2 separate regions of the Homo sapiens genome follow, and region 1 is linked to region 2. The links are chromatin contacts, found by Hi-C in ENCODE. All regions are on one chromosome and are shown on one strand. Each heading gives the region's core, a stretch centred on a gene start or an enhancer-like site at or near the end of the contact. The rest is flanking DNA. Distances are from core to core; before and after follow the strand shown. Region 1 holds the start of MIR106AHG (miR-106a-363 cluster host gene). Region 2 holds the start of FIRRE (firre intergenic repeating RNA element).

What was found. A loop is a pair of places that touch in the nucleus more often than their neighbours do. Pooled maps may share reads with other maps.
Region 1: a map of naive thymus-derived CD4-positive, alpha-beta T cell shows a loop between it and region 2 (8-fold over the local background). The contact joins the promoter of MIR106AHG here to the promoter of FIRRE in region 2. A Hi-C loop is called at or near these places in 1 of 168 maps with a recorded cell type or tissue (naive thymus-derived CD4-positive, alpha-beta T cell), 1 of 37 single-sample maps with no recorded cell type and 8 of 50 pooled maps.

The regions. Positions count from the first base shown.
Region 1 is chrX:134,171,087-134,176,025 of GRCh38, reverse strand. MIR106AHG (miR-106a-363 cluster host gene) reads left to right here and starts at 1,938. Exons shown (of 2, transcript XR_007068340.1): 1 at 1,938-4,357. RefSeq lists a silencer at 813-1,107 and an enhancer at 3,066-3,873.
Region 2 is chrX:131,829,359-131,834,261 of GRCh38, reverse strand. It overlaps FIRRE (firre intergenic repeating RNA element), which reads left to right and starts at 3,619. Exons shown (of 10, transcript NR_152876.1): 1 at 3,619-3,970.

The DNA of each region.
Region 1 (4,939 bases), core at 689-3,188, 2.3 Mb before region 2:
TCACAGTTCCTGCTCTAGGATCAAATAGCAAAATAGCATTTGAAATATTTTGTTTGGGATCTTCCGCCTCCATTCTGTTTAGTGAGTGTTCTGATCTGCTGGCTTTGTTTTAGGCCTCATGGGCATGCACATGAGCACATGAACATAAACACACAAATGTAGCAAAACACATATTTCAGTGGGACACTAAACTTCTCATCCTGGGCAAAACCAGAGTGTAACAGACCTTAATTGCAAGTGTAGTTCAAAAATGTAGAGTAGTAAATACACATAGAACAAAAGCTCTATTCTAGTTGTGTGAGGAACATAATACTCTTAAATTACTTTCTGGTTTCCATGGGGACCTTTTTGTTCTAAGATACCAATCATTAGGTTTAACAAAGCCACTTAATATTATTTCTAAATCAAGTAACATGATTTCTCAACTGGGTAAAATGTCAATTTTATTCTTAAAGGTGTTCAAATCCAAACTACTTGAGATTGCTGCTTTATATGGCATAATTAAATCTAGAGGTCAATACAGAAGAATCCCTTCACCCCTTTTCAAGGCAGAGGAAAGCTCAAAGTGGGTCTATTTTGAGGGGAATATTTTGCTGGGCATTCACCGTTTTTCTTTGAATCCATCATAAACTCAAAATAGTGTCAAGAATTTAAAGTTGTGATGAGAATCCTTAGGCTCACGAAAGATAACAAGTTCTCCCTCCCTTTGGCCAGTTTCCATACCTTTCTTACACATTCTGACAGAACATCTGGGCTTTCGTGTAGGCATGTATTCTATATCATATTTACATACATGCGTATATACGCACACCGGCCAGTCTGTTTGGTCATAAATGATGTGACTGGGGGATAGGAGTTGTGGCTCCTTTATTTTGCAGAATGCCTAAGTATTGTTTGTCTCACAATACTGGGAGCGAGCAGGAGCCCGGTGGGAGCCTGGAGCCTTAAGCCCTGGGCTGTGGTCTGGGGGAGGGGACGGGGTTGCGGGGTCACAAGCTCTTTGCTTTTAGCCTCAGCATGACCACAAGTTTTAAAGCATGAAGGGATCACGTGCTTTTCTTTGAGCTGTTAGTTATTCTGACTTTTGGGGGGGGTGTGTGTGAAATGCTTTGTTCTTTAGATTTTTTTGATTCTCTAGGTATTTTGGCCGATGATTAAATTTTTTTTCCAAAAGAAAGAGACAAAAATAAATCATTTGGTGTATCAAAATGTCCTAGTTTCTCATAACCTATATCTTGTACTTAGTTAGTTTTACCTTGTGCTAGACAGGTACTGAGATGGAATAAATTATTTTCGCCAGTTGGGAACTTGATCCAGACATTCTATATGTTGCAAACCCTTAAAAAAAATTAAGAACAAGAAAATATCCTGGTAAAGCAATCTCAAAATACCTTATTCCGGGTATTGTTCTAGCTTTAAAGGGAAGGAGGACTGGGAGGAGGGGTGGGAGATGGGGGGTGGCGAATAGGAAGACTGGGAGGATGTCTTGTTTAATGAACTGCTAAAACTTTTGGAAAATTTTAAGCTAGTGAAGTCCCTCAACACGGTATTTCCATTTGAAAACCTTTACTTAAATATGTCACTCTTGGGGAGTTACTTCTACTTGTTCCCTTTAATAGGATGATTTCATCTTTTCCAACCTTCTTCTGTCTCTCCAACCAAGACACATAGACTCCGAATACCAAATAAAGACTTTTGAAGATAATGAGATTTATTTGGGAACATTTTCCAAAATCAGGGTAATGGGTTTTTTTGTTCTGATGTTGAAGAGGATGAGGATATGTTTACTCATTGACCCGGGAGCTCTGGCTGCAGCTGTAGGACACAATTAATTATGCTAATAGTTTGTGAGGAGCGGATGTAGCTCCCCCAACCCCCCTTTTTTCGAGGGGAGGGGAGTTTGGCAAAAGGGGAAGGAGACGCCCTGGGGTCGGATCACATGATATTATCTTCGCGCCACTTTCGCAAAAACCCTTTTTTTTACTCCAGGTTTTGCTCCAGCTCAAAGGTACTGTTCTTATCTTGCTTTAATACAACGCTTCTTAAAGTCGGGTCTAAGTTCTCTTCCCTCCCCCTCCTCTTCTTTCCACTGCTAGTCGTTACCATTAAAGGTCGAAAGTTGCATTGCAGTCGGTGCAATCTCACAGGAGGGATCTGGTTGGGTAGTAAACTTCGGGCTGCGTAGTTTCCAGAAAGTATCACGCAGACGTGCCAGGGTAGGCTGCAAGGTCTGTTGCATGAAAAAGGGGAGGAAGCCCACCTGTGCGAGTGACTCGCGTTGGAGAAATGATTGTGGTTTTCGTTGCATCCACCGCTGACTCCTGAGGGGCGCTGGCAGTTCAGGTTGGACTCTTTCGCGGGCCAGGGGCGGGAGAGGCCAGTCTTTTGTAATGTTTGCCTGAGCTACTACTGTGCACCAGTGCACCAGGTTGAGAATCACATGGCGCCCTTGTCCTCTTCTGGGCTTTGGGCTGCCACAATCACCCTGGTAACAATGGTGGAAAGGGAGGGGTCCGGCTTCATTTTGCACCCCTTCCCTCCTTCCTTGCCCCCCGCTTGCCTTCCAGGGCTTTCCTCCTCCGACCCAGCGTGCTCACTGGTCTCTGATTTGTAACCTCGTACCCTGCACACCCCCGCCCACCCCCCCAACCCCCGCACGCTCCCCAAATCCCATCTTGCGCCTGTGTCCGCCAGGGACGCGGAGAAGGTATATAGCCCGGTTGTCTCTCATTTTGCCCGGTGTTCAAAGTCTGGTATGCTTAATTCCATTTTGATTGTGCGTCTTAAACTAAGACATCATTTTATTCTACAGAGCGCTGTCGGGCTTTGGCCTTGAAGCAGCCCGCCCTCAATTGGTTCTCATTAGCGGTGGAATGAGAGGAGAAAGCAAGATAATTGCACCGTATCTTCCGCACATTTGCGCGTGTATTCGGTGGCTGCTACCGTTAACGATACCTGCCAAGAAACCCTGATTTAGTGGGTGAAGAGGGCGCCTGGCAAGGGCGAAAGCCTCCCAACAGTAGCACAAGGTGCTAGGGGTTAAAACTTTCACATGTGCAGAGAGTAAGTCGTGTTTCTATTTCTTCCCTCCTCGGGCCTTAGGAACACTTTCAATCTAGCGGCGAGGTGGCGCGCATGCGCGCGCCGGGTGGGGGACACCCCTGTCCCACGGCTCCGTGGGCCTCGTCGTCTGTCTCCGGTGGGGGGCTGAGGCGAGCGCCGCGGGAGCGAGATGGGACAAGGTGGTAGTGAGTGCGCCATCCTGGCCCGGATGCCGGTGGCACCCGCACCGGCTCCGGCCACGGCCTCTGCCTGGGCCGCTGTCCCAGGCGCGCCTTTAATTAAGGACTCCAGCTTGGGGGAAGAGAGAAGGGAAAATGCCGACTGCGGTCCGCCCGTGGGTAACTGGGGCTCGGTGGGGTTTTCGCTTTGGCGGGGTGGGGGTTCCGTTTCCTAATTCCTGTGCGGGCCGGGTGGGCGGGGGCGGGCTTTTTTCCTTGGGCTATTAAAGGCAGAGGGGCGGGCTTTTCCCAGGGATATAGCTACGGACAGAGGGCCAAGGGGACGGAGCGCTCCTCAAGTGGTGGCAGGGAGGCTCGTGGCCCCGCGTCGCTCTGGACAGGGGCGCTTTGGGGTGAGATGTGCGCTCGCGGCCTTGATCCATTTAGTGGACGCTTTTTCTCACTTCTCTTCCCCTTCTGGCTCCGCGGGAGACTGCGCTCGCACCCGGCCCCGGAGCGCTCGAGCTGCGCGCTGGGACACTGGGTATACGTGTGGAGGGGACACCCGGAGAGGGCGGCCCGTGCGGGATCCCCGCGCTCTCCACCTGCGAGGGGCGGGCCGGAGCTGGGTCCCGCGCGCGGTTTCCCGAGCGGGTGGCTGGGCAAGAAGGGAGCCCTTCGTTGGGGCAGCTGTGATCCGGTAGAGTTGACTGGTTGGGTGGGAGGGGACGGAGCGGGCGGGACTTGAGAAAAGCAAAGTACCAGAGTGCGGTTGAGGGGTAGCGGGCAGCGCGCGGGAAACGACTCCCCTTTTCTTCTCCACCGTTGACCTTTAGGTTCCTGGAAAACTTTGGTGGTGAGGGTGTGAAATGAGGGGGTGCACGTGGAGGGAAAAAAGGGACTCCCCTCCCTCTTGGCTTCTATCCCACCAACCCGGGAATGGAGGGGGAGGGAGGCGTGGGCTTGGCGCGTTTTTGGTGCTTTGAATGGAGAACTCCGTTTCCCATGATGCTTTGTTTCTTTCTCTTTAATTTCGGCGGCGGCTGAGGCTGCACGAGGACTGGAGCGCGTGGTGTGAGCAGCTGGAGCACACCCTGGACGCGCGGGCTGCTCGCGGACTTCAACGGGAGCATTAGGTAAGGGTGTGAGAGACGCGGGAAGAGGCAAAAGGGAGCCACAAAGGCGTACAGGGAAGGACTTCTTTCTTTCTTTTCCTTATTATTATTATTATTATTTGCAATTTAAGGGGATTGGAGAGTGACTGCCCAGCGTGCGCGAGGGATGCCAGATGAACCGCTAATTAGCAAAAGGTAGTAACTAGAAGGGCGCCCTGTCTGATGGCTGTGGGGCTCAGTTTGGCCAGGTTGGGTTGGCAAATACTATGCATTTTGAGTCAAGTTTGGAGTATTTTTTTTTTAATGGAAAAGAAATCTTCACAGGTGTAGAAACCCAATTTAAGGGGAAAAATGTTATTTTTCTCATTTCTATACTAAATCCATTCTTCCCTAATAGAAAATTGATTCCAGATTGATGTATAAGTTTTATAAATCAGTTTAGTTTGTAAAGACTTCTAAAGACTCATTTAGTGGCATAAGATATCGTGACGAAAGTTCAACATTTAAAATTCCCTCACTCGTTTAACGTATTACAGATTCTGTCCCAAACGTTTTTGTTTTTCTTTTAAACAAAAGTTACCCCATCATGGAAGAGATAGGGGA
Region 2 (4,903 bases), core at 2,370-4,869:
ATAATGATCTTTAGGTCAATGACTGACTGCATATATGATGGTTATGTCATACATAATATTATAATATCGTATTTTTATTGTACCTTTTCTATGTTTAGATACACAAATACTTACCATTGTTACTATTGCCTACAGTATTCAGTATAACAACATGCTATACCACTTTGTAGCCTAGGAGCAATGGGCTATATTCTGCAACCTAGGAGTGTAGTAGGCTATACTATCTAGATTTGTGTAAGTACACTATGATGTTTGCACAATGATGAAATCAACTAACAATGCACTTCTCAGAATGTATCCCTGTCATTAAATTAGGCATGACTCCATATCCATCTATATGTGTACTTATGTTTAAAAAGTATATATATTTTTTGAGACGGAGTCTCACTCTGTCTCCAGGGCTAGCGTGCAGTGGTGTGATCTTGGCTCACTGCAACCTCTGCCTCCCAGGTTCAAACGATTCTCCTGCCTCAGCCTCCCTAAAAAGTGTATATTTTTAATTATGATTATTATAGTAACAATGCACTTAAATTTCACTCTCTTTGTCCGTATATTAATGTGTGTTTGTATATGTATGTATATGTGTACATGTGTATATGTATACACATAGAAACTTTGATATTTAGCTTCATATATAATAATAAGTTTACATTCATATGGGATTTATTCATATATCATGATTTGGATAATATTTTCACTTCTATTTCCTTGGCAATTTGTCATTACGAAAAATTTGCAAGACCTAATTTTTAGGAAATAAATAAATTTAAAGGGAAACATTAAGAAAAGATTATAGATGAATATAAAAATATGTCAATGCATTCACCTTGAACCTTTGATGGAGTACGTGTTTGGGTCACAGTCACAGTGCTAAAGAGATGAGGACACAGACTTTATTTATACAGTAATGCAATCTGTTGTTAATTTTTTTTAGTAATAAAATAAGATTAGGCCAGGTGCAGTGGCTCATGCCTATAATCCCAGCACTTTGGGAGGCTGAATTGGGAAGATCGCTTGAGCCTACAAGTTAGAGATCAGTCTGGGTAACATAAGGAGACCCCTTCTCTACAAAAAAATATAAAAAAGAAAAAAATAGCTGGGTGTGGTGGTGTGTGCCTGTGGTCCTAGCTACTCCAGAGGCTGAGGTGGGAGGATTGCTTGAGCCTGGAGGTCAAGGCTACAGTGAGCCATGATTGCATAGACTTGCCAGACCCAGTCTCTAAAAATATAATAATAAATAAATAAAATAAGATGAAATTTTAGATTTAATTGTAGGTTAAAATTTTGAGAAGGAAGGAATATCCTATATTTTCTGATGCACGCATGTTATACTTGTGATTCAATATTTGTTTTAGAGTATACACATGTTAGCATAATAAAGATTAGAAGCTCTTCAAATCATGATACCTGAGAGGAGACATCATAGGAATTAAATTTCCAGTTGTTAAATAAGTGTTTTATGAAGTGAACATGTCTTCAGAGACCATATTGTTATTGAATGTAGCAATCAAGAAGCTCTTGGTTAATGTTTCATTTACTAAAAATTCAGGTCTTGCAAATTTTTCATGATAATGACAAACTGCCCAGGAAACAGAAGTGAAAGTATACTCCAAACCATAACATACAAATAAACCTCATTTTAATGTAAACTTACTATTGTGTATGACACGAAATATAAATGTTTATGTGTATATATTGAAATGAGTGCATGAGTATATGAGTTTGCATGTGTATGTTGAAACTGTGAAAGGAAAATAAATCTCAGGGCCCCAAAATCACTAAGCCAAAGGGAAACGTCAAGCTGGGAACTGCGTCAGGCAAACCTGCCTCCCATTTTATTCCTAAATAAGATGGCTACAATGATTGAACAAAGCAAAAACAAAAAGCTACATATCTCCCTCACAATTTGCCCACTAGGAAATTCCTTGTGAGCCCCAAGATTTTTACCCTGAAACAGTTCTGTTGAATTTCACCCTGACAATGTAAATTTTGGCTTATCCTCACAGGTATGGAACAAAAGACAGAACTCAAAGTCTTCCCTCCGCTCACTTGAGACAAATGCATGTCTGATTGCTTCCTCTGCCCTGTGTTTATTTTATCCTATGTAAAAAATGCAGATTCACTGAGCTAGATGAATGTGTACGTGACTATTCCTCTACCCTCATCTCGCCTATGAAGGGCTGATCAAAGACTCAAAAGAATGCTACCCTTTGCCTCTTATCTACCCACATCTTTTCAAAATTTCTTCCCCTTTCCCCAGTATCTGCCCTTTCCCCTTTAAATATTGAAGCCCTCAAAATCATCTTTGAAGAAAGGCATGGACCTATCTCCCAGGCATGCGTGTACTTAAACTTGCAAAATAAATTTCTGAAACTATTGAGACCTGTCTCAGACACTTTTTAGTTCACAAAACATAATCCAGATGTTTATCAGTATTACTAATAGGTACTGTTTATGACAGTGCTTTACTCTTGGTCAGCACATGGTTCTTTTCTGAATCCTTTGCAAATCCTTTGCAAGCACCATGTCTTAATTACGTAAGATAAAATACCATAAGATTGACCCCTAAGTGATAAGCATATACACACTAAAGTCACAGGAAACCATTGACAGTCATATAAGAACATAGGAACATGCCTGTGTTCCGATTTTAAATTATTTTGACTATGAGACTGTATCAGTCTCCTCTGACTGGAATTTATACATATTTGAGTTTGTGTACCCTTCCAAATGGGCACTGTATAGCACGCAGTCTTGAGAACCATCTAGACACTTAGCTTAGGGTTCCAGACAACTGCTTCTCCCTCAACACACAGGCCTAGTGCCTAGGCCAGAAATTGAGTAGGACTCCCGGGAAACCTGGGAAGTGAGTCAGGCAAGAACAACATGGATTTGCTCTTCTCCAAGCCCTTAGATGCAACCATTTGCTTTTCCCTCTAGGCCTGGATCCCTGAGGTTTGACCCCTGATACACCAAGACAATTTAGTACCATGAGAAAAAGTTAGGTGAAGAAAAAGCAGAACTGTGAAGACTAGGTAAGTGGAAATTGAGTTCTTGAACTGAAAAGACCCCTGATGAGAGTGTAGGTTTAGGCGCCAGTTTGATTTCAGATGAAAAACCAAAAGCAAAATCACAATAGTATGAGCGAGTTTCTCAAGTCAGCCATATTTCCTGGTGCCTTAATCTGTTGGTCACATTTTTTTTTCATACCAGACGGGCGGGAGAAGAGGGCTTGGGGGCAGTATTGGATAGAATTCCAGGAGCAACACTGCCATCGTGAGGAAATTTCTGGAAAAAGCCCCATCCCTTAGAGGGCTTATATTGGAAAGTTCCATTCTGTTAGAGGCTGAGCAGGCTCGGACCATGAGCTGGATCTTAGTTCCACCTCCTGAGGCCTACCTGAAGCTCTGGACAGAGTGAGGTCCAGGTGTAGGAACTGGCCCGTGGGGAGGGAAGACTAAGTCGGCCTCTGGCAGGAAGTCCAGGCCCAGGAAGTTGTAGGGTGGGGTCTTGGTATTCTCCCAGTATGGGCGGGACTGGAGGAAGCCACCAACCAACGAAGTACTGGGCCTGTGGGTATTCGTCTCTCTCCCCGCCCCTGAGAGTCTGGGAAAGGCTGACACGTGGTGCCTTCAGGCTCTGGGGCCTAGGACCTTTGTGGTAGCAGAGTCACTGCAGAGAACCAGACAATACCAGGTTGCTTATAAAAGGATGCCATGTGCTTGCTGGAGGTCCCAGGTGCAACCAAATTGCTTGCAGCTAGGAGGACCTTGAAGAGAAATGGGATCAGCCCGCCAAACCAAGAAGGGTTAGCACTTTTGCTAGGAGAGCTGACCACGCACAAACAGATGAGAACCAAAACCGAGTGAAGAGGATTGAAGATGAACCCACATTTTAAAAGTTCTTGTCTGCTGGAGGTGGCATTACCTGTGACCTCGCTTCACTTCTCCATACATGGCTGTTATAGCAGGTACATTGTAAAGAAGCATGATTATTTCTAGAAATGCAAAAACATGTGGCAAGATTTTAAAACCTGTCATTATTCTAAAGAATACTTAATGAGATTTGAAGAGCATTCAAGTTACAAATGAGGAAAACTTGTTTTAGCATTCAAAGTACAAGAGAATTTGAACATTTTTTAAGTGTATATTATTTGTGCAAAGTGAAGATATAAGAATGTATGGCAAGGATATTTTTAAGTGGCTATTTCTTGTTGTGATTGAAGTACCGTTTACTTTCTACTTATAATTTCTTAAAATCTAAACGGTGCCAACAGTGGGTGTAACTTTTGTAATTTCTTGAAATAGAAAGGTCTTCTAGAGTAAGATACAAAAAAAATCCAAGCACTCAAATATACATTGTCATTCATGTATGCAAATGGTATAAGGTGGTGTTGAAGAATTTGTGCAAAACTGTATCCAGTTTGCATTCAATTGTCTTTAAAGAAAAGGATAGTCCATGCTCCCAGAGGCTGAATAAAAATAAATAAATAAAGAGAAGTAAATATATATATAATAGGTGCAATCATTTTCTTTTCCCTCTAGGCCTGTAACCAGGTAACTTGGACCTATCTATCTAATGCTTATACATATATATGCATTATGCATATCATGCATAATCATGGTCAGTGTTAGAGTGAGTATGCGTTTCAACTTTATAGATTTTACATAAAATTTTAAGATAAAATTTTGGTATAAGTTTTGAAAAATATAAACAAAAGAAACCCTAATGTTCTGAGGCATAAGCACATAGTGCCTGTTCCAATGTTAGCATGTATATATATATATATATATAGTCAGCATACTAATGATTAGGTAAGGCAGGTATCAAAATTAAGATACTTGAGTGGTGGCATTATAGGTATTATGTCCTGTGTATAAATTTTTTAAAAATTGAGAACCTA